Regions from separate parts of the Mus musculus genome. Here regions 2 and 3 are each linked to region 1. A link is a loop called in an ENCODE intact Hi-C map of the cell type or tissue named here. Cell type or tissue: left cerebral cortex. All regions are shown on one strand.

Region 1 (8,000 bases):
TTGGGTCACACAGCTCAAGGCTAAGCTGAACTTCTTCATAGCAAGACCTTATCTCAAAAACAAACAAAATGAACAAGTAAAACACCCAAATACAATAAGATGACAGCTCTAGAATTTTAAGTCTAACATATTTAAGACTTCCTCAAATAAAAAACCACATTCCCAAGAATTCAAAATTCTAAATTTCTATGATTTTGTATATATCCTCAGAGGAGAAACATTTTCTTGGCAGAAGGACTGGGCTGACATAATGCCTTACTATGTAAAACATTCTAGGCCTTATACACACTGTATAACTCCAGGCAATCTTCCAATCCTAGTCACCACACCTGGCTGAAAAGTCAATTCTATAAACAAAACAAGGTATGGGTGAAGTGTGAGTGAGTATCCTTGGAGCTCAGAAGGCTTGTTAAGTGGGTATAGTGAGTGGTATATACCTATATTCTAGTACTCAAAAGTCTGAGACCATTCTTAGCCACAAAGAAGTTCAAAGCCAGCCTGCTTTACACACCTAGTTCCAGGCCAGCAGCCAGGGTTACAAAATGAGCCCCTAAGGCACACCTTTAGTCCAACACCAGGGAGTCCAATCTCTGTGAGTTCAAGGCCAGCCTGGTATACAGAGGACTACACAGAGAAGCCCTGAAACCCTGTCTCAAAAAACAAAAAAACAAAAAAAAAAAAAAAAAAAAAAAAAAAAAAGAAAAAAAAAAAAAAAGAGCCTCTGTCTGTCTTGGGGTAGAAGGAAATAAAGTTCAGACAGGGTTTCTCTGTGTAGCCTTGGCTGTCCTGGATCCACCTGCCTCTGCCTCCCTGAGACTGGAAACCAGGGCACGCACCACCACAGCCTGGAGAGCCTGTCTTAACGTTTGAATCTTTACACTTTCCTTTACAGGGAAGGCTGGAGAAATGGTTTATTGGTTAAGAACGCTGGCCCAGGTTCAATTCCCAGCACCCACTAAAAGACTCCCCATCATTTATAACATAAGCTCAGTGGCTTCAACAAACTCTTCTGGCCTTTATGAACACCAGACATGCATATAGTAAAGAAACACACATACAGGTGAAATGTCCAGACACATAAAACCTTTAAAAAAATTTTAAGTAAAATTTCTTTTTCAAAATTTCAAGTGATCCTTAACTGTTGTGAAAACCAGGGTAAGTTGCAGTGGTAACACTAGAAGCAAAAAACAAACAAACAAACAAACGTGTCGGAGGTGGTGGCTCACAGGTGTAACCTTAGTACTTTGTAGATTTAAACAGGAAGATTGCCACAGGTTCCAGGTCAGCTTTGGCTACCAAGTAAGCCTGCTCAAAAGCAAACAGAATGGGATAATTTTATTCGCAGAACCTGGTATTACCTTCTACACTGAACTAACACCAGCACATTTATTTCTTAACACACTAATTTATAGACGTCTATGTTCCTTATTTGCTGGGTCGATTACAATGGCAGGTCACACACTACTTGATTACAAATACCTACTGGGCCATGACAAAATGATCTATCCTCCAACTGCAATCAAAACAGTTAATGTAAGGCATAAAGTAGTCAACAACAGAAATAACCAGAAACTGCGGGTCCCCAAGGTCTTCTTCCACTTACTTAATAGTGGCGGCCATGCTCTGGGCTTGCTGTGGAGTGCCATTATTGATTGTGCTGGTGTTCTTCAACTGGTTCAGCTGTGGCTGTGGCTGTGTGCCCCCTCCTCCAGGGCCAGCACTGGCCTTCACAGGGCCCCTCAGCTGGCCGTTCTGACTGGACAGACCCATGATAACAGGGTTCTCTGTTCTGGCCGTGCTCATGCTTTGTTAGCTGCACAGGTGTCTCTTCCAAACTTCAAACTTTTCAAAGTCAGTAGAGAAACTGTAATAACAGTTTATGAGGCTCTCCAAAATGAAGAGATAAATAAGTCCTGCTCAATAATATGAGTCCTTTATTGCAGTTCAGGCAAGCACCTGTAAGTCTCTCAACGGTGAGCAGCAGTAGTTAACTTGCTTTCATGCACCGAATCAACTTTTTTTTTTAAAGCCCTCTAACAAGCTTGAATTATATCTGAATTCACTCACTTCAATCTGAAACAAAGAAAAAATTAAATTAGCAGACAACAAAGTTGGGGGAAAATTGTTCCCTTTTAAAGAGCTCCTTTAGAATGCTCACCTTCTAGAGAACCACTAACAGCCACACTCAGGCCAAATCACTACTTGAGATAAGAAAGACACATCGAAGAACTGCCTTAAAAAACCCAATCTACAAAAAAAAAAAAAAAAAAAAAAAAAAATCTAACCTCAAACATTTAAAATTCCAAGATCAAAGAAACTTAGAGAAAGTGAGGCAGAAAGATACTATTGATAAAATTCAAATTCACTCTCAAATAACAATCTGTTCTCCAATCGCCCCTGATGAATTCGAAGTCCTGCCACCTTTAAAAGTCATTACGTTTAATTGCATTAAGACTTGAAATATCACTCAATTTACTTAATGTACATCTAGATTTGACCAAGACAAGTTATTAACTTTTTTTCTATTTCTGACAGAAACCAAAAACCTTAAAACGAGAAGACTTTTCAAAAAAAAAGTTGAAAGCTGTTAGTGCTGCCTTTTAATACAACACTTTTCAAAATAAAGTTCAAAGGTGGGGGCGGGGAGTCCTGTAGTTAAGGGGGAAAGAAATACCAGAGAGTTAAACTTACAGGTTTAATAAAATTCTCCCAAATCACCTAGAATACAGCGTCTAATTAACAGTTATTTTAAGAAAGAGTTGGTCAACCTCCTCTACTTTAAATTGTTCCCCAAATGGAATTCTCAAAATTTGGTAAATAAAATATTACTAAGGACTTGTAAGTATAAGTCCAACTCCTTCAGTTTTATTTTGTAACCCCCTTACATTTCACTGGCACCCGAAACACTAGCTTAATTAGTACTGGTTATCTTTGCCTCAAACCAAGTATCCCAAATCCATAATTTAGAAGTCAAAAGATATCTCAAGTTAAATACATCAACTTGCTCACAAATGCTTCTATCACATTAAATTGTTTATTTGTTATCTCAATAGGTATTTTCTGTATTGACAGCATACGATCAACAGTATCAGGTCCGTCAAACAGGAAGGCTTACTGTTTGTACAGCACTAAGAGGATGAAGGGGGCAACCTCTGAATCCTAACCGACACCATCAGTACTGTCAATCAAGCACAGTAAAACCTCCTAGCGCCTTAAACCCAGAGACTTCGATAACTGCTCCCTCCAGAAACGGATACCTGCACTGCAGCTTTATGGCTCAGTGGGAAATTTTTCGTCCTACCCCTTCCCAATTTAGATTTGCAAGTTATATTCCTAAAACAAAACCACGAAGGAACATAAGACTTAGTTGGGAGGAGCCCCTGGCAGAGTTAATTACAGCAGGGCCCAGACCGTGGTTAGCAATTGACAGTTTTCACACCTAAAACAGTCCCATAAGCTCCAACAAGGGCTTTTGTTTGCAAATACAGGGCGATTTCTATACGCCTCAACAGGAAGTAGGAGTGATTGGGGTTCTTACGAAGGTAAAGGGGGGCTATGGCGAAGGGAAAACCCTAAGCCAAGAATCGGAGTCCGGTAACCGTAAGGCAATAATTCCTCGCCCCCTCCCCCAACTTCCCTCGCTTCAAACCCAGCTCCCTCGGATCAAAAAGCAAAAGGGTTTCTGCCCTGCAATCCTATCTGCGCCACAAGAGCCGGAACCAGCTCTGCGAGTGGGAAACAATAGGGACTCCCCCCCCTCAGAAGGCCCGGAAGAGAACCCCGAAACTGGACCGCCTCTCCTCCCCTCTTACGCCGCCGAGTCTCCCCCAAACCCTCTGTCCCCACCAACCTGCAAGGCCTACTTGCAAGCGAGCAGCCGCGGCTCCTCTCCCAGCCGAGTCCCCGGCCAGCACAGCCCTGCCACCCCCCGCAGGGCTGCCCTGCCTCGCACTCCCAACCTCACTCGGGTGTCCCGGCCGGTGTTCCGTCCCCGCTCCCGTCTACCGCACCGCTCGTCCAGAGCTCCCCGCCGCTCCTCCTCCATACCCCGCACACGCCACATTCCTCGGTTCCACTCCTCTCCGCCGCCCCCGCTCTTCTCAGCGGCCACCCGCCCGTCCTCCCGGGCCAGGCCTGGGCCTCGGGCTTCTGCCCGAAGGGGGCTCCCTGATACCCTCAGGATCCTGCCGACCCCGACCACGCCGCCTCACCCCACGCCCCGCGGCTCGGGCCCGAGTCCTACCACCGAGGCCACTCCCGCTCCGCACCCTCGGTCCTTTATTGTTGACTCGAAGCTCCCAAAATGGCGGCGGCTCCTTCCTCCTCGGAAACCTCCGCCCGCCCCCACCCGGCCCCTCGCCGCGACGCCCGCCGCCCCGCCCCGCCCCCGCCGCGACGCTCGCTGCCCGCGCAGCTCGCCGCCGCCGCCGCCGCCGCCACCCCGCACTACCTCGGCCGGCGCCCGCTGTGCCGGCGCCCCCGATGTCGCCGCCGCCGGGCTGAGCTGACTCTGCTGCTCTGCCCCCTCCCTCGCCCGCCGCCGTCGCCTCCCTCCCTCCTTCCCAGCCGCTCCGCATGGCGGCGGCCGCGGCTCCTCCTCCTCCACACAAGATGGCGAGAGCTCGGCCGCTGCAGCTGCAGCCGCCGCGGCGTCACGGCTTCCTGGGCGCGGCGGGCGAGGGTCGGGAGAGACCGGCCTTTGACGGGGCCGAGCTCAGGGAAACACGGGGTTGCTTTCGGGACGGAGGGACGGACGGATGGACGGACGGGCGAGAGGGCTTGCCTGCAGAGCTGACGAGACCGCTGGGGAAATGAATGGCGGTGGCCGAGGACTGTCGCCCTTGCCTTCGTTCGTCCCTTCGGAGCTGGGCTGACGGGTCCCGGGCCGGAGGGGACGTCTGCTGACTGCTGACCTCGGACACACTCGGAGGGCAGCCTGCGCGGGTCCGGAAGCTGAGCTGGGATGGCCGGGAGGACGCTGCGAGGCCAGGGCGTGCAGAAAAGTGGGGCCTTTGGGGCCGATGCTGTCTGAGAGGGAGCGGGAAGGGGCACCGGGGGAAGCAGTGAGCCGGGAGCGCGCCCTCGGTCGTGGGCTATCAAACCCGGAGTGCAGGCGAGGTGACCCTTTGCTCCTGCCCGCAGTGGCACTCTTCTAGAAAGAAGGGCGGATCGCCTCTACCAGTGAGGGCTCGCTGTGCAAATGGGAGACCCGTAGATTCTCCTGCCTGACCCTTACTGCAGATATTTGTGCGTTTGTTTCTATGATTCTCGGATCCTGATGTCTTATCCTTAACCTAGAAAGTCGTCTTGTTCCAAGCAAAACAAACTTTTTTGTTTGTTAAGTAAAAATCGAGCTGGGCCGGAGAAAGTTAAAAACTCGCGTCTTACGCTGCTGGAGGGCTGGAAATACTGACAGTGGTTAAACCCTTTGGGACAGTGCGATTCCTTACTAAACACCGACGTTAGGGAATCCTGGACAGTCAGTACTTAGTCACTGACTTGCAGCTTCCATATTTTTACCGCTGCTTCCAACTTGAGACCAATCAGAGAAAGCCAAATATGCTCTCTAAACCAATGACTCCCTGCTTCCAGCCCTCCTGCTTCTTAGCTAGCAACATCCAATCAGAATAAGTCTGAAGCCCCCCCCCCCCTTTTAAACCGCTGCGCTCTCCTGTTTTTTGTTTTTTGTTTTTTACTTGAGAGCCCAAGTCTACCAAACTCCAGTGCATGCTTGCCATAGCAAGCACAGAGTAGAATAATAGCCAGTTGTCATTTGTGCCACCACACCCAGCACTCTTAATGTATTATGATGATGGTGATGCTTTTTGCAATTCTGAGTTTAAAGCATTTTTATCTCCCACCCAGATTTTAAAATAGCTACTCCTGCAAGGGAATAGGCCCATACCTTGTGTTCACTCTGGAGAGAAGCTAAGTGATCTCTTAGGAAAAGCTATGAGGCTTTGTTTGCCCCTTTTGCTTGCTTGGTTGGTTTTAAGACAATTTCTCTGTGTAGCTCTGGCTGTCCTGGAACTCACTCTGTATAGTCCAGGCTGTCCTCGAGCTCATAGGGACACCTGCCTCTGCCTCCTAAGTGCATTCGCCACCAACCCCTGACCTAAAAATTGTTTTTATTTCTCTTAAAGTTTATTTTATTTGATGTGTATGGGGACCTGTATATCTGTTTACCATGTGTGCCTGGGAACTGAGGAGGCCGGAAGGGGTCCTCTGATCCCTTGGAGCTGGAGTAACATGATTGTGAGCTACCATGTAGGTGCTGGAAATGAACCATGCTGTTCGCAAGTGCAGCCTGTGGGGGTTTTTTTGTTTTGGTTTGGTTTTGGTTTTGGTTTTTTGGTTTTTCGAGACAGGGTTTCTCTGTATAGCCCTGGCTGTCCTGGAACTCACTTTGTAGACCAGGCTGGCCTCGAACTCAGAAATCCTGCCTCTGCCTCCCAAGTGCTGGAATTAAAGGTGTGTGCCACCACCACCCGGCCTCAGTTATTTATTTTTTTTAAAGATTTATTATATATATAATAATCTTTTATAAAGATTTATTATATATATGAGTACACTGTAGCTGTCTTCAGACACACAAGAAGAGGGCATCAGATCCCATTACAGATGGTTGTGAGCCACCATGTGGTTGCTGGGAATTGAACTCAGGACCTCTGGAAGAGCAGTCAGTGCTCTTAACCGATGAGCCATCTCTCCAGCCCCCCCCCCTCCCCCGCAGTTCTTAACTGCTTGGCCATCTCTCCAACTCACGTTTCTCCCTCCCTCTGTCACTCTTTCCCTTTCTACTTGTTTCTTTCTCCTTCCTTCCTTTCTGCGTTTTGTTTTGTTATGTTTCCAGACAGAGTTTCTCTGTTGCCCTGGCTGTCCTGAACTCACTCTGCAGACCAGGCTAGCCTCAAACTCACAGAGATTCACCTGCCTCTACCTCTTGCTGCTGGGATTAAAGATGTCTCCGACTCCATGTGGCCAGACTTTTTTTTTTTTTTTAATGTGGGTTCAGTTTTATGACACATTTTTTTCTCCCTAATTCAAATAGATTAGCACTAAGCTAAATCTCTTGCCCTGATTCTTCACCTCCCCCCCCCCATTCTTATTTTAAGGTGAATTGTAATTATTAATCTCCATAAAAATACTTTTTTGGACCAGGCTTCTGTTGCCCAAGTGCCCTTAATCCCAGCACTTGGGAGATAGTCAGGTGAATCTTTGTGAGTTTGAGGCCAGCCTGGCCTACATAGTCCCAGGCCAGCTAGGGGTACACAATGAGGCCATGTATTTTTTTAAAGGGGGGGGGGGGGGACTGAGGAAATTGTTTAGTGTTTAAGGGTACTGGTTGTTCTTCCAGAGGTCCTAAATTCAATCCCCAACACCCACAGAGTCGCTCACAAGCATCTCTAATGGGATTCCCGCTTCTGGCGTGCAGGTGCACATGCTGATAGAACACATACATAACGTAAATAAATACATCTCAAACAAGATATTTTTTTAAAAAGTGGAGGTTTCCCAGTGGGTAAAATGTTTGCAGCTAAGCCTCAGGACCAGAACTTAATCCTACAAATTGTCCTCAGCCTCACCCCTCTGCCCACACACACAATTAAATGTGATTTAAAAAAAATGCAGATGAGAGATAGTCTTGAGAGATGGCTCAGAGGTTAGAAACTAGTCTTGCAGTGGACCTCAGTTCGATTCCTAGCACCCATATGGCAGCTTACAACTGACTCTAACACAAAGTTCCAGTAATCTGACCCTCTTCTGGATCAGGCACACACACCATGTGCGTACATATAAGTGCAAAACAACTATATACGTAGAAAAGGTAAAAGTAAAAATGAGTTGTTTTCTAGTACACATAGTATCTTTACATTTATAAAATTATGCTTTTTCAGGAAAAAGATACAGAAATCTACCTCCAGAGTAAACAAACTGAAAAGTCCTTTCTCAATAGGACAAAGAAGATTGGAAATAGGTGAGACATACTTCCGGAGACA
Region 2 (8,000 bases), 95 kb after region 1:
ATCCACATCACCTGCACGGCCATTTGGCTGGCCGGCTTCCTGTTCGCCTTACCGGAACTCCTCTTTGCCAAGGTTGGCCAACCTCATAACAACGACTCCTTACCACAGTGCACCTTCTCCCAGGAAAACGAAGCGGAAACTAGAGCCTGGTTCACCTCCCGTTTCCTCTACCACATCGGGGGCTTCCTACTACCGATGCTTGTGATGGGATGGTGTTACGTGGGCGTGGTCCACAGGCTACTGCAGGCCCAGCGGCGCCCTCAGCGGCAGAAGGCGGTCAGGGTGGCCATTTTAGTGACAAGCATTTTCTTCCTCTGCTGGTCGCCCTACCACATTGTCATCTTCCTAGATACACTGGAGAGGCTGAAGGCTGTGAATAGCAGCTGCGAGCTGAGTGGCTATCTCTCTGTGGCCATCACCTTGTGTGAATTCCTGGGCCTGGCACACTGCTGTCTCAATCCCATGCTCTACACCTTCGCTGGCGTAAAGTTCCGCAGTGACCTCTCTCGGCTTCTGACCAAGCTGGGCTGTGCTGGCCCGGCCTCCCTTTGCCAACTTTTCCCCAACTGGCGCAAGAGTAGTCTCTCTGAGTCAGAGAATGCTACTTCCCTCACCACCTTCTAGATCCCGGAAGTCTCGGGGCCCCTGTCTGTTTCTGTTTTCCTTGGGAGGATAAAGTGGTGGCGGAACCCATCCAACTCGAGCTTGGGCCAGTGTCCCCAGATGGGAAAGCTAGATAAACTCTCTCAAACTTTCCCAAAGGGGAAAGCAGCCCAAAGGCAAAGCAAGCTATATCCAGGCCACCTGTATCACCTTAGATGAAGAGAACTCCATACACCTCCCATCCTAACCAGCTAAAGCTAAGCTCAGCTTTATTTCTTCCTGGCCATAGGGACAACCACCTCTGCTGTGGCCCACAGTCTCATCTTCCTCCTGATTATGAGCCCAGACTCTCCTCCCAGAATGTATTCCATCATCTTAAAGACTACTGGCTGCCACAGCTACCCACCACTCCTATACCACAGAGGAATAGCCAGCTGGCGGCGGCAGACTATGGCCTTAATGTGCCTGTCTCATAAATACAGACTTCATGCCAGACCTTCAACCGTGCCTTTCTCTTAACCAAGCAGAAAGCTGAAACCGATCTACTTTAGGTAGCTGTCTGGTTCCAACCTAACCAGCATTGGGTCAGCCCCATGTTACTGGATCTTGGATTACAGACTGAGGGCAAGTTCCAGAAGGTTCTGGAAGCTAGCCAGTATCCTAAGAAGAGTAAAGGGCAAGCCAGCAGGAAAGAGGCCCAGTGGAAAAGTGGAAAGACACCTTTTCCAGGCTCTAAGGAAGAACAAGTAAAAATCAAACCCAGCTGTCTTCTCCACCCATTGTACCAAAGCTTACAGACTGGTGGGGAAATGAGATCCAGGGCCCTCGTGGATTCTACGCACCAATGGGGAAGGAAGCCAACTTGCCTGGGGAAAGCAAGATAGCAAAGTGGTCCTAGCCTCAAGAGAGGGGACACCTAGCTAAGAGAATGACGACAGAGGTTCCTGTCTTCATTAGGCAGAGGCAATATAAGAAGCCAACCTGGGCAGGCAAGTCCTCAAACCCCAGGAAGGCAGTACCCTGCCCCTGGGAGGGTACCACTCACATGGAACCAGAGGAAGCTGCTCCATGCATACATAGGGGAAGTTAGCAGGCAATTCTGAGCTCGGCTTCCTCCCAGCCACCGATCTGGGGGCGTGGGGGTAGGAAGCAGAGTTGCCTAGTACCACTCAAGCCAACCGTACAAGCTCCCTGGGGGATCCCACTGGGGAAACCAATGCTATAGCTTCAGAGACTGTATCCTCATTGCAGAACCGTGAAGACACCTGGGGACCCCCTTTTCTGCTCCCAGCATCCAACAACCAGCTGGGAAGAGGCAAACCGGGCACAGAAATAAAAATGCAAGAGATGGCATTTTTGAATTTTCTCTTTTTAATAAAAAGGCACCTATAAAACAGGTCAATACAGGCAGAGACCCCCGGAACAAGCCTAAAAAGTGTTTCAAAATAAAAACAGGAAGATGTCTTCACATATTGTATTTATATATTTATATTTTATATATATATTTATATAATGGTACAAAATGGCTGGGGTATGGCCATGGATGGAGGGAGAAGGCTGGCCTGTGGAGATCACCTTGGGAAGCTAGTGGTAGAGGTGGGAGACGAGGGCACAAGAAGAGGGCATTGGGCCCTTTGTGGCCGGAGCCCTCTCCTTGGAGCAGGGCAGGCTAGACAGTCTGGGCAGGGTAGGGATGTGGGTGGGGGCACAAGGCCCAGATGGAAGCAGGGAGGGCAGTGTCTGGCAGGAAGGACAGGTTTCCACCCACCTCTCAACACAAGAGACCTTGGCTATGGTCCCTGGGAGGAGCAGGGGAAGCCAGGGGCCTGCAGCCAGCTCTGGAGGGGGCTTGGTGCCTGGCCTGGCTGATGGTGGACAGCACCAGACTGGGAGAAGTGGGCACAAATTCCCTTTGTATTACAGCTGCCAAGGCAAAACCAGGCCCTGCAGGTCAGAAAGGCTGGGGACAGGGCCCTGGTAAAAGACACCCTGTCTAGAATGGCCCTTGGCCCTGGAGGCAGGACAGGAAAGGCCTTAGCCAGGGAGCTGCCCGCCACCTTACAAGGCAGGAAAGGACGTGAGAAAAACAGAAGTAGTTTACTCCTGGGGCCAAAGGGGACAAAACACCCATTCCTGTATGGCTTGAGTCTGACCAGGGGCGGGTGAGGGGCTCTCCTGGGAAGTCAGAGGAGAGGCAGTGGCTGTGTCTGGTGGGCATAGACAGATCTGGTGCATGGCCCTGAGCCCTGGACAGAAGGACCTTGCAGAGAGTAGGCAGGCAGAGGAGGCAACAGGATGTTCTCGCTCACACTGCCTTCCCTCGCTCTGCACTAGAGGTGGAGGGCCAACTCTGTACCTTCCTTCTTTGGTGAGAAGCAAGTGGTGGTTTCTAGAAGAGTCCATGCCCTGAAGGGTTACCTGGCCCACGGCTACTGCAGCCAGGGTCCCAGCATCCTAACCCCTCCATAGCTCCATTCTATGGGGCCACACGCTGCCCCTTCCTTCTCGCCTTTTATCCTAGAATGGGGATAAAGGGCTTCAAGTTCTGGCTAAGATGTAGCAGCAGAGGCACCCAGGCTGGGGGCCCTATGTCACTGGTGTGGGTAAACACATGTACATGTGCGCACCTGCTCTCTGGAAATCACTCAGCAGCAGACAGGCGGCCGTCGTAGAGGGACGGGGGTAGATTCTCAGTCCTCAGGGGCTCACCAAATGGAAGCCTAGATGGTCTGATCTCATTTTATAGGTGGGGCTTATGGAGGGTGCATAGGACTGTATGTCTCTGGGTCCAGAGGAATGAAGGGTGTGATCATTTGAAAGAGGGGGGAAGGTTTTTTTTTTTTTCTCAATCTTTTTTTTTTCTTGTGTGTGACTTCTATCAAGACACAGAAATACGGCACACGCACAAACCGGCACAAAAGCCCAGCTCTATTTACAGCTCCGCTGGCACCTGCCCACCTGGCCAGCTGCCTGCAGGGGGCGTGGGAGAGGAGGTCAGCCACGTCAGTAGGGAAAGGAAATGAGGCAGAAGGAAAACAGGGTAAAAGCAGAGAGACGGGAAGGCGAGAAACGGACCTGAAGCGCCGCCGGCAAGGTGACAGTCCACGACGGGTCAGAGGATGGAAGACCCTCCTCTCTCCCCAAGGACCCCCAAAACATAGCTGAAAGCGGGGAAGTGCAAAGACAAAGGGAGACAGAAGCTCCACGGGAAAGGGGGGGGGGGCAGAGGAGGCGCAGTCCTAGTGACAGAAATGGAGCAGAGCCCGATTCCAACTCCTCACCCGACACTTGCCGCTTCCCCCTCAGCTGCCAGCACAGCAGGTTTCCACAAACACCACTCCCCACACAAGCCCGTTCCCACCCGCCACCCTACCCCTGGACCCAGGCCATCCATCCCAACACTGGAGGAAAAACAAAACTTTTTAAAGTTAACATATTTTCAGTTTCCCCAGCCCCAGACCGAGGGGCCTGCTAGAAGGGTAGATTGGCCATGCTGCCCGGCGTTGGCAGGTAGCCCATCTGGCTGTCCAGAGACACACTGCGCTGACGCAGAGGGTGGGACACCATGAGGTTCTGCTGGGGTGGGGGGCCCATGAGGGAGCCCTGTGGGGAGAGCATGTGGGGAGGCTGGGTGTAGACCTCGCCCCCCACACCCCTCTGCTTCATCAGCATAAAATTCTGCTGGGTCATGAGGCCTTGTGGAGGGGACATGACCCCCTGGTGCAGGCCATGGGGCACCATGCCCTGTTGTGGGGGCACACCTGTCCTGCCCAGCAAGGACATCTGTCCAGGGTGGCACATGGACATGCTGAGCCCCCGCTGGACCCCCTGTTGGCCCGGGAGGTTGGGGGGTCGAGACGGGGTCTGCTCTGCCATCATGTTCTGCAGGTTCATGAGATGCAGATTGGGGGGCTGGGCCTTGGGGGGCTGGTTCTCGCTCTTGGGGAAGTACTGGAGGGTGCTGCTTGGTTTCTCAGAGGGGATGATCCTGGATAAGTCGAACTCAGGAATGCCGGTAGGGGTGGGCCGGATCACCTCACTCAGCTCTGGGTCATTCAGTACCGATGCCACCCCAGGGAGCACCCCGGGTGGGTATGCGTCGCCCATGCGGCCAGTCATGCCTTTGCCCATTAGGTGCTGCTGGGGGGGTATGGGACCCGGTGGCTGGGTGGGCAGGTCCTCGGGGGGCAGGGCCATGCCTGAAGGGTAGTGCTGCTGCAGGCCTGGGCCCCCGGCCCCGGTGGGGGCCATGGCACCGTGAGGTTGCTGCAGCCGAGGAGGGAAGGACATCATCTGGGAGGAGCTGGGCACAGGGCCACAAGGGGCATTTAGGGAGTCTGGGCCTCCTGGGGCCATCATCATTGAGTTTTGAGAAGAGCCCCCAGTCCCCTGTGCATTGGGATGCAGTGGAATGTTGGACCCCAGAGGGGTGGGGGAGGGCAACATAGTAGGGGGAGGCTCATGGGACAGGGGCTGCTGGCCTGGCAAGTTCATGCCCATGGGGCTCTGGGCAGCAGCAGGGTTCATGTGCATCTGGTTGGGCTGGTTATTGCTGATACCTGTGGGAGGAAGGACGAACGGGACATTAGAGGCCATGCCCACCCAGTTTGGGGAGGGGTCTCCCAGTCCTTCCCAGCCCACTAAAGAGCTCTGGGCTAGGTTTCATGAAGCGATGGTAGTCATTCAAACGGGGCCTCAGAGCTCACACCACCCCCATGAGCAGAGACTATAGAAGCATGCAGAAGCCAGCATGTCCACGGGGGCAATTCCTAAGCAAACCCACTGTTGCCACTCCCAGAGAGAGCTCTGCCTCCTCGCACCTGGCCCAGAGCCCTGCGGTGGTGGGGGTGGGGGTAGCAGGGGCCGGTCAGGCAGCAGCTCGTCATCTGAGGTGGCGATGGTCTTGATGGCGTTGTGGTATAGCGGGGTCGAGCTGGGCATGGCGTACTTGGACATCTGAGACATCATCAGTGACAGAGGGTTCTGGGAAGGGGTGGGGTCTGGGGAGGATGTGAACGGTAGGCTGGGGTTCATGAGGCCACTGGAAGGGTTGGCGGGAGGAGCGGAGGAGCTGTTCCGGGGTGCGCTAGGTGGAAGAGCACCTACAGAAGCGGAGAGACAGAAAGAGAGCGGGAGGGGGGGTGTCACTAGCGAGGTTAACGTCCCCCAAATCTCCACCTCACGTCAGACACACCCATATCCCACTGACCACAGGTTCCCTGTGGTCCCTACGGCCCATGCTTCTCCAAGCAGTTTCCCCAGTGGGGAAAGTCCTAGCTCCAAGTGGCACCCTTCAAGATGTTTAAGAGGCTCCGGCAGAGCATGCCCCTGCAGGAACCTACCCGCCACCAAGGCTCCCACCCAAGCCCACCTAGATCACTCACCCTGTTCCACGTTGCCCAGGGTGGAGGAAGAGTTTATGCTGAGAGGTGGCTGCTTGTTCTGGGAGACCCCAGGACTAGGCATGGCTGTCTTGGGAGAGGCGACCCAGCCTGGAGAAGGCACCGCCATGGAGGGAGACTTGAGCCTGCTGGGTGAGCCAGTGGGTGAACGCACACCGAGGGAAGAGCTGAGGACCTGGGGTGACTTGAGAGGTCCCGGTGGGTTGGCAGAAGGCAAGGGTACCATCTGGGAGGGAGTCTGGGGTGACTTGAGGTTGGCAGAGGGTGAGGTGACCAGGGGGGAGTGCACCTGGCTAAGGGTGGGTGACTTCAGATGTCCCATGCCCGGTGAGCCCATCTGATTAATACTGATGGTGAGATCTGAAGGCCGCCTGCCTAGCCCCCTGTTGGAGGCCAAGTGCACAGACCCAGGAGGATTGGAGGCAGGGGGCAGAGGCATATGGCTGAGCCGGGCAGTGCCCACAGTGCCCATGGGCACTGAACTCTGATCAGGGCTGAACATGTCTGGAGTGTTGCCCATGTCCTGGGGCATGGCTTGGTAAGGTCCCTGGCCCCCAGAGAATCCCTGCTGGCCCTGGTTGGGAAACTGTGAAGGCATGAGCATCTTCTGCGGACCCCCCATCATGCCACTACTGTTCTGGGCCCGAACCCGAGCCATCTCTTCGGGACTGAGGCCCTGAGGACCCATCATGTCTCCAGGGCCCCGCATCTTCTGTGACATCAGCATCTGCTGCTGGGGCGTCATCTGCACATTCAGGTTCATGTTCATGTTCATGTTCACATTCATGTTCATGTTGAGGTTGCCTGGCCCCATAGGCGGGTCTACCTCCCGCAGCCCAGACTGTCCCATTGGAGGGCTCAGGAGGCCCCGACCTCCACCAAACTCTATGCCCATGGGTGTGCCGGCGAGACCATCTCCTCCAGTCATCTGTCCCGGGAACATGGCAGGGTCCATCTGTCGATGAGCCTGTATCATCCGTTCCATTTCCATGCTCTGTCCCATGCCGCTACCTGCCATGCCCAGGGGACGCTGCATGCCCATGGACCGCTTCTCCAGCAACTGGTGCCTCAGCAGCTCCTCCCGGACACGAGGGGTCATGAATCGCTCTGCCTCCCCCTGCCCACCTGGGTAGGGCACGGCATTCTGGGCAAAGTTGCTGGGTCCCCCAATAGGGGGCAAGTCTTCATTCCAGGCCATGCCTGGCCTTACAGGTCTCTGCATGGCATTCATGGGTACTTCCATGGGCATACTCTGCATACCTCCAAATCCGGGCACCCTTTGCATCTGGTTGCCTGGGAAACGGGGGCCAGGGAAGGGAGGTCCAGGTCGGAGCTGCATGGGATCTTGGACATCCATAGGCCCTCGGAGTTGTGCACCCATTCCAGGTGGCCACTGATCCCCAGGTTTGCTGTGGTAAGGAGGTGGGGGCCCCCTCCCCATCATACCCCCCATTCCCACCATGTCCTGCAGAGGGCGGCCTCCGTGCAATCCAATCTGCTCCTCTTTCCGCCGCTTCTCCTCGTAGTACTCTTCCTGCAGTTTGCGCCAGGCCACCTGCTCGGGCGTCAGACTGTCCTGGCCCAGCCTCTGCATCATCATGTTCATTTGCTGTCCCATGTCTCCACCCTGAGGGTGCCCCGGCACTTCATGCTCCAGAGGGGGACCTCCTAGGCTCTGTGTCTGTGAGATCATTGACTGCAGAGGCTCCTCATACTTCTTCAGCCCCCCAGGAGGGGCGGAGGGAGGCGGTTGAGCAGCAGAGGGCGCTTGTGCCGGTGGGCCTCCCTCACCAGCTCCTCCCGGGGGCCCCTTGAGGAAGGGCTCAGTCTCCCCACTGCGGAGCAGCAGCCTCTCGATGTCCCGCAGTGTCTGGAGGGAGCGCTCCCGGTGCTCCAGCTGCTCTTTGGACAGGCCCTCAGAGCCCACCAGGTTCCTCTGCCCATTTCCGGTGGGCGTGGCCTCCCCCAATAGGGCGGAGCCAGGGGCACTGCCAG
Region 3 (8,000 bases), 78 kb after region 1:
TATATATATATATATATATACATACACATATATACATATGTATATATATATATATATATGTATATATATATAACAGATAGATGTTCCTCCACACTGCTTTAAGCCCCATCTCTTTATTTATTGACCTATATATCTTATTTATTTTTATTATTGTATTAGTTTGTTTCTCTGGTGCTGTGATAAGATGGGAGGAAAGGGTTTATTTGACTTACACATCATAACCCGTCATCCAGAGAAGCCAGAACCTTGAGGAAGGAACTGAAATAAAGACCAGGAAAGAGCGCTGTTTGCTGACTTGCTTCCAGGCTCAGGTCTAGCTGCCTTTTATACACCTCCCAGGACCATGTGGCCATCGCTGGCTCAGCACACAGTGGGCTGGGCTCTCCCACATCATCAGCAATCAAGAAAATGTCCCTTGGACCAGGCAGTGGTAACAGACACCTTTAATCCCAGCACTCAGGAGGCAGAAGAAGGTGAATCTCTGAGTTTGAGGCCAGCCTGGTCTCTCATCTATAGAGTGAGATCCAGGATAGCCAGGGCTATAAAGAGAAACTCAGTCTCCAGAAAAAGAAAGAAAGAAAGAAAGAAAGAGAGAGAGAGAGAGAGAGAGAGAGAGAGAGAGAAAGAAAGAAAGAAAGAAAGAAAGAAAGAAAGAAAGAAAGAAAGGGAGAAAGGGAGAAAGGGAGAAAGAAAGAAAGAAAGAAAGAAAGGGAGAAAGAAAGAAAGAGAGAGAGAAAGAAAGGAAGGAAGAAAGAAAGGAAGGAAGGAAGGGAGAAAGGGAGAAAGAAAGAAAGAGAGAGAGAGAAAGAAAGGGAGAAAGAAAGAAAGAGAAAGAGAGAAAGAAAGAAAGAAAGAAAGAAAGAAAGAAAGGGAGAAAGAAAGAAAGAAAGAAAGAAAGAGAAAGAAAGAAAGAAAGAAAGAGAAAGAAAGAAGAAAGAAAGGGAGAAAGAAAGAGAGAGAGAGAGAAAGAAAGAAAGAAAGAAAGAAAGAAAGAAAGGGAGAAAGAAAGAAAGAAAGAAAGAAAGGGAGAAAGGGGGAAAGAGAGAGAGAGAAAGAGAAAGAAAGAAAGAAAGAAAGAAAGAAAGAAAGAAAGAAAGAAAGAAAGAAAGAAAGAAAGGAAGGAAGGAAGGAAGGAAGGAAGGAAAAGAAAATGCCCCCTTGGGATTGGAAAGTTGGCTCAGCGATTAAAAGCACTTGTTCTTGCAAACGACCCAAATTTGCTTCCCAACACCCACATGAAGGCTCACCACCTCCTTAGGAATCAGGCACATGTGTGGTGCACAGACTAACATTTAGGCAAAGTACTCATACACATAAAATAATAAAAATAAATCTGAGAGAGAGAGAACAAAGGAAGGAAAGGAAAGGAAAGGAAAGGAAAGGAAAGGAAAGGAAAGGAAAGGAAAGGAAAGGAAAGGAAAGGAAAGGAGAAAAGAAAAGAAAAGAAAAGAAAAGAAAAGAAAAGAAAAGAAAAGAAAAGAAAAGAAAAGAAAAAACATGTTCCACAGACTTGCTTACAGGTCCATCTAATGGAAACAGTTCAACTAAGGTTCCTTCTTCCAAGTTCTGTCAAGTTGACAACCAAGATTAGTCATCACAATTACATTCAGTGTAAGTGTGTGTGTGTGTGTGTGTGCATGCACACGCGCGAGCAACACTTATGTGGACGTCAGAGGACAACTTATGGGATTTGGCTGTCTCCAACCATTTGTTTCCTGAGGCAGGAAAGGGGAGGGGAGGGGAGGGGAGGGGAGGGGAGGGGAGGGGAGGGGAGGGGAGGGGAGGGGAGGGGAGGGGAGGGGAGGGGAGGGTCCTGAGTCTTCCTGACATTCCCTCTGAGTCTACAATGCAGCCTGAGAATCACTGAAGGTACAATGATTGAGAATCCTCAAGGAGACAGCCCCAGATCAATTCCAGGCTCCACCCATCTCCTCACATTGCCATCAGCATCACCACACCCAATGCTGTGTCCACAGTGCACCACACACGGCACAATTCTTTCTACACACTTTCTCATGCAGTCCTCCATCTCTCTCTGTCTCTCTGTTTCTCTCTCTCTCTGTGTCTCTGTGTGTCTCTGTGTATCTCTGTCTCTCTGTCTCTCTGTCTCTCTCTCTCTCTCTCTCTCTCACACACACACACACACACACACACACACACTCACACACCTCCCTAATGTCCAGCTTAGGTCCTACTTCCACACAGTCTTCCCCAACCTTTGAAGTGTCTAGCTATATGAAGTAAGATGCTGGTTTTGATTTTATCCTTCCAAGAGTGGACTTGGTTAGACCTAGGGATGGCTTTTTCATGTTGTCATCACATCCACAGATGACAAGTTTCCCTTCATAAAATCCAATGGTGGGTTAGGACCAACAACGTGAAGTCCATTAAGCACGCTGCCAAGGGTAGAAGGCACTACAGAAAAGGTCACGCTAATTGCAACTAAATATGTTCAGAGTCCCGAACAAGGAAACTCGCCTTCCCGTGGTTTGTCCTTGTCACAGGCTTTCTGGACCACTGACAGGAAATCACCTAAGGTCAAAGCACAGGCTGATAAGGCACCCAGAAACCAGCTATTCGAAAAATAGTTGAAGACATTAGGATGTGGGTTGGGACACATAAGACTCACAGGCACGTGATATCTGTACCCAGAGGTCACTTGGGAGACATGCTACCTACACACACGGTCATGTCTGAGGCCCAGCTGGGGGTGTCATAGAAGATACATTTTGACTCAGCATGAAGGCTCAAGTTTCTAATTCTAAACAGTAAACCATCCTACTCTGAAACATGATCTACCCTCCCCCTTCGCACTTTATTTTATGGATGGGTCTTATCACATAGACCTCTTTAGCCTCAAACTCAGAATCTTCCTGCATCATCCTCCCAAGTGCTGGGGTGACAGACATTCACCCTCAACAGCTGAGGAACCATGATTTCATGAGGCAGCTTTCTCCCTTGAGTGAGGATGCTTTGGTCTCCTTTCTTGCATCCTCTGGAGAGGAGGGGTGGGCAGAGTGAGGCGTGACCGGCTTGTCTTTCAAAGTCCCTTTCCATTCCTTGGAGTTTCTCATGCTTTGGTCTTTTCTGGACAGTGTGCTCAGAGCAGCAAAAGTGGACTTGTGTGTGTTGCTGGGCAGGAGGGGCGTGACCGCATGGTGTAGGGTTGGAAGGATGAACAGTGCTTCGTCAGCTCCAGACTCAGGAAGCGCCGAGGCAGTGTATCCCTGAGCAGCACAGGACCAGAAGAGCTGGAGAGGGGCTCCAACCCTGTGCCCTGGCTTTCTTCCTCCTTAAGAACAGTTTTGGGGCCAGCAAGATGGCTCAACAAGGAAAGACATTTGCCATCAAACATGACTACCTGAGTCCCACATTCCCACATTGTAGGAGAGAAACAACTCCCACAAGTTGTCCTCTGACCTCCATAGGCTCTCTCTGTGTGTCTATATCGTTGTCTGTCTCTGTCTGTCTCTGACTGACTCTCTCTCTCTCTCTCCCTCTCTCTCTCTCTTTCTCTCTCTCTCTCTCTCTCTCTCTCTCTCTCTCTCTCACACACACACACAAATAGTGCCCCGTATGTAGTACCTACATAGTGTAGTGGGTACAATCTTACACTATCATGGCCTAAGTCAGGAAATATCCTCCCGTGGAAGAAAACCCACCAGGACAAGACCTGGAGGGGAAATGGTTCAATGTCCACCACAGGTCTTCATGAACGAAGTGGCTCTCAGGATGGGACAGAGCAGGGGTAGAGAGCAGGGGCAGAGAGAGCCTGCAGAGCAGCTATGATGGAAGCAGGGGATGACAAATGTGGAGTCAGGACACTTGGGTGCAAGGTTGCCACCATTGATGCGTTACAGGATCCTGGGTAGGTCAGTCTCCATCTCTGGGCTTCGGGGTCCTCCTGTGTAAAATTGGAGCTGTGGGGGTGGCCTAGGTAACCATCCATGTCCTTTCAAGCTAGGTGTCTACAAGTTTACTTGTGGTGGAACGCCTTTTTGACCTTTTTCTCTGAGTCAGAGACAGCTCGATGGCCATATTTATACTGCACTCTTGTCTGGTAATTTCATTTTACATTTTTTCTTCTAGTATTCTTAGGGTTCTTCCCTTTGAAAGAACTTAACTCTTTCAAACTTGAGCTGAAAAGAGGGAGGGGCAGGGTTCCCCCTCCCTGGCCGGGCAAAAGGATGGCAGTCACAGGTTGATCAAGTGCCCTGGCTCGCCTGGGACTGAGGGGTTTCCCAGGACAGGGGACTTTCTTTGGTTCTGGGCAAACTGGGATGGTTGGTCACCCTAGTGATAAGGAAAGTGAGTGTGTAGAGGAGGCTGGGAGTACTCTTTTCTTAGCCCCTTCTATGAGGAGTTCCCCAAGTCTATATGCATCCCTCATAGAGATCCAGTGAGCAGAAGGGAGGGGCAGCCTTCACACCAGACGCCTGGCCCAGTTCAGACCATGAGTGCCAGGAAAGGCACTGAAATGCTTGCGTAGTACTGACTCTGTGGGGGGAGTTTCCCTTTTTCTTAAAAAAAAAGAAAAGAAAAGAAAAGAAGGGGGAAAACACACACACACACACACACACACCAGAAAAGACTCAGTGGAAAAAAAAAAAAAAAGAGATGAGTCGAGAGGCAAGCAGCAAGCCCTCACTGGCCCCAGGAGACCGCACATGGCTCATTTGTTTAAGTTTGCAGCTGACGCCTGCCACCTCTCCATAGGCACCAGCACAAACCTTCTCGACATCAGACAGTGACCAGCCTGGTGACGCAGAGCTGCAGCTATGAACTACCCACTAACCCTGGACATGGGCTCCATCACATACAATATGGATGACCTGGTGAGTCAAGTCATGTGGCTCCCTGCTGCTCTGGTCCTGCTTGGAACTTTAAATATACTATGTCAAGGAAGAGGGGATAGCTTGGGAATCCCGCCGCAAGGATTATAGAACATAGGCAAATACATCCACTTTTAGACTCTTATTGTCTCCCATATCTGTTGCCCTTAATAGATGCCAAAGGGAGGTGGGAGACACAGGATCAGGTTTGGCATCTCCTGCTGTGTGACTGAGGACCCAGCTCTGCCTCTTGCTTCTTTAACAGAGAAGTTTATCTTGTCTCCCTGAGTTAGAATGGCAAAGTCATTTGGAAGGGGTATTTTTGTTTGCTGCTTTTTTTTTTTTTTTTTTTTGAGACTGAGCTTCTCTGTGAAGCAAGCATTGGCTGTCCTGGAACTCTGTAGACCAGGTTCAAACTCACCTACTACCTGCCAAGTACTGAGATTAAACGTGTGCGCTGCCGCTGCTGCTGCCGCCGCTGCCACCACCACCACCTGGCTGGAAGTTTTCTTCATGTCAGTTTGCTGGCAGTGCTAGTCAATCAGGCAGTGTGGAGTTGTTGGCTGGGAGAGGAGGGGTGGGCAGAGTACTCAGTTGGTAGAGTGCTTGCCGAGTGTGCATGCTGCTAGGCTCATCCTCAGCTTGCACAGAGTGTGGTGGTACACACCTATAATCCCGGCATGAGAAAGGTGGAAGCAAAAGACTCAGGGGCGGGAGCCTAGAACACATTGAGACCTTGTCTCCAAAAGAAGGTATATATAATTGTTCATCTTGCTGAATGACTTGATCATTAAGGCACAATACAACATCCATCTGTGTTGGGTGGAGAGACTGAGAACATAATCTTTGCCCTCAAGTCACTGATGGTCCAGACAAGGTGGAGCTAATCCCTGGCTGGAAGGCTTTAGACAGTGATTTTGTATAGATGAAGAAAGCATGAGGCCAGACGTGGCAAGGAAGAGGACCCCAGGGGTCAAAGTCATGCAGCTGTATTGCTCCTAAAAACACCTTGGAGCATGTCGCTTTGCCCTGGGAGGGACTGTCATCTCTAGAGATACAGTATCTTGGAAGAGCTTCTTAGGTGGGAGCTTAAGAAAGAAACAAGCAAAGAAAGGAAGCAGTGCCTGGCACCCTCTCCGCCCCCTGCCTGAGTGTCTTCCAGTTAAGCATAGGAGTTCACTTGACTTGGCTGCTATTGGACTACCAAAGGATATTGTTAGGAGCAGTTCAAGTGGGAAAACCCAGGGCTGTGGGGCTGTGGGTTATGGGCATCAGTAGACTTAGAACCTTCATCATGGCCTTATTCTCTATGAACTCCAAACCCAGAGTCCTATCAGCTCTCCTGCCCTAATCACACCTTGAGGTGTTTCCCCCCGACTCTCCCAGCTCGCCAGGATCTGTGGTCTGCTTTATCATTCTTCCCACTATGTCGCTGGGCTTGCTGAACCTGCTCAGCTGGCATCACTTGGGCACTCATGGGGATTCTGCAAATAAAAGGACCTCAGGCTTGGCTCAATGCTTTCTGTTGTCTTGAAAAAATTTGGGGGGTGGGGTTGTTTGTTGGCTTGTTTGTTTGAAACAGAGTCTCTGTGTAGCCTAAATCTGCTTCAAACTCATAGTCCTCTTGCCTGAGTCCTTTGAAAACCTAACTGTTCTACAGGGGAGTGTGCTCCCACGCTTGCTTGCCCTCATCCCCACTGCCAGCTGCCCCTGATATGGTTAGGTGGTATCTTCTGCCCTCAAGCTGACCATCAGCCCTGACCCACTTGGATGCCTTTGTAACCACCTGGAGACCTGGCCGTTCCTGGCTTCTGAGAAACCTCAAGAGTTTCCCCTAACTGCACGCCTCACATCACAGTGTGACCTACTAGAGACAGGTGGTAGTGGGGGCCAGAGGGACAGCAGGACGTGCTCATGACATGAAGCAAACCTACATTCCAAGGAGAGAAGCAAAGAAACTTCTTTCATGACACATATCAAACCCAAGGCCCTGAGCTATGTGCCCAGACATCTAGCTAGGAGTCCAGGGGTTCTAAGACAACCCTGTCCCTGGAGTCCTTCAATCAGACACGTTCTTCCTTCACCCACCACCCACTCTCTTCAAGGGTGGTTGTCACTCTGAAACACAGATCCTCCTCTTTGGCCCCACTCACCTTCTAAAAGGCCATGACCGGCCTTGGCATACTGCCCTATTCTGTCATAGCATGCATGTCCTGGAAAGACAGAACTGGCAGAAAAGTTTAGCATTAGTGGCTTCTCCATAAAACAATGGGTTTCTGTTTTGCTCTGTCTGTCTGTCATACTGGACAAGACAGTATGACAAGGCCTCCTGCATCCCCAGCTCTCCCAAGGAGCACTTCCTGCCCTGTGACAGACACTTGGAAGGACTGCAGGCTTGGCTCAATGCTTTCTGTTGCTGTTTTGAAAAAATTTGGGTGGGCGGGCGTGTTTGTTGGCTTGTTTATCTGAAACAAGAGTCTCTATGTAGCTAAATCTGCTTCAAACTCATAGTCGTCTTGCCTGAGTCTTTTGGGTACTGGCATTATAAATCTCTGAGGTCTTAGCTTGACATTTTTCTTAGGCGTCTGCTGAGCTTCTCGCATTGACTTTATTTTCTGCTCCTCACTCCCTGTCTTTGACCCAGCTGATTACTGGCCCACTTCTCCAGATCAGTAGGTTCAACACTCCCAACTCTGAGTTCTGAAACAACAGTCTTGATAAGTCAACCATCCCTTGTCTTAATTTTAATTTTCTTTTTACATTTGTTTATTTATAGTCAACAGAGGATAACTTGTAGGATTCAGTTCTTTCTTTCCAGCATGCGTGTTCTAGGGACTTAACTCAGCTTTTTAGGCTTGATGGCAGGTGCCCCATTAAGTGTCTCACCAACTACTCTTTTTATTATTTTTAATGACAACTGATTTTGAGACAGGATTTTTTTCCCCTTTGCCTTTTTGAGACAGGGTTTCTCTGTGTAGCCTTGCCAATCTTGGAACTTACTCTGTAGACCATGTCGATCAGGCTGGCCTAAAACTTAGAGATCCAGGTTGGAGAGATGACTCAGTGGTTAAGAGAACTGACAGCTCTTCCTAAGGTCCTGAGTTCGAATCCAGTTAACCACATGGTGGCTCACAACCATCCGTAATGAGATCTGACACCCTCTTCTGG

Evidence for each region. Hi-C counts contacts between places; a loop is a spot of excess contacts. Peaks named below come from ENCODE experiments on the same cell type or tissue, not always from the same donor. Only the 100,000 strongest peaks of a DNase experiment are listed, where the experiment ranks them.
Region 2: a loop joins it to region 1, with 2.6 times the contacts of the local background. A loop is called at or near these places in 19 of 42 quality-filtered maps.
Region 3: it touches region 1 in a loop (2.5-fold over the local background); 24 of 42 quality-filtered maps call a loop at or near these places.

What each region holds. Positions count from the first base shown.
Region 1 is chr9:44,601,196-44,609,195 of GRCm38, reverse strand. Ddx6 (DEAD (Asp-Glu-Ala-Asp) box polypeptide 6) reads right to left here and starts at 4,304. Exons shown (of 14, transcript NM_181324.3): 1 at 4,244-4,304; 2 at 1,604-2,073. The coding sequence starts at 1,803. In left cerebral cortex, a CTCF peak has its summit at 4,790; DNase peaks (open chromatin) are centred at 4,055, 4,590, 5,142, 5,547 and 2 more places; H3K4me3 peaks cover 3,466 bases; H3K27ac peaks cover 2,720 bases.
Region 2 is chr9:44,505,858-44,513,857 of GRCm38, reverse strand. Bcl9l (B cell CLL/lymphoma 9-like) reads right to left here. Exons shown (of 9, transcript NM_030256.3): 7 at 5,988-8,000; 8 at 5,424-5,705; 9 at 1,952-5,162. The coding sequence ends at 4,075. It overlaps Cxcr5 (chemokine (C-X-C motif) receptor 5), which reads left to right. Exons shown (of 2, transcript NM_007551.3): 2 at 1-2,071. The coding sequence ends at 624. Among named protein-coding and RNA genes, the nearest start is that of Bcl9l, 11 kb to the right of the region's middle. In left cerebral cortex, CTCF peaks have their summits at 2,550 and 3,580 (motif pointing right); DNase peaks (open chromatin) are centred at 2,509, 3,575 and 3,928; H3K4me3 peaks cover 741 bases; H3K27ac peaks cover 1,262 bases.
Region 3 is chr9:44,523,157-44,531,156 of GRCm38, reverse strand. It overlaps Cxcr5 (chemokine (C-X-C motif) receptor 5), which reads left to right and starts at 4,713. Exons shown (of 2, transcript NM_007551.3): 1 at 4,713-4,835. The coding sequence starts at 4,779. In left cerebral cortex, no CTCF peak of the experiment used is centred here; no DNase peak of the experiment used is centred here.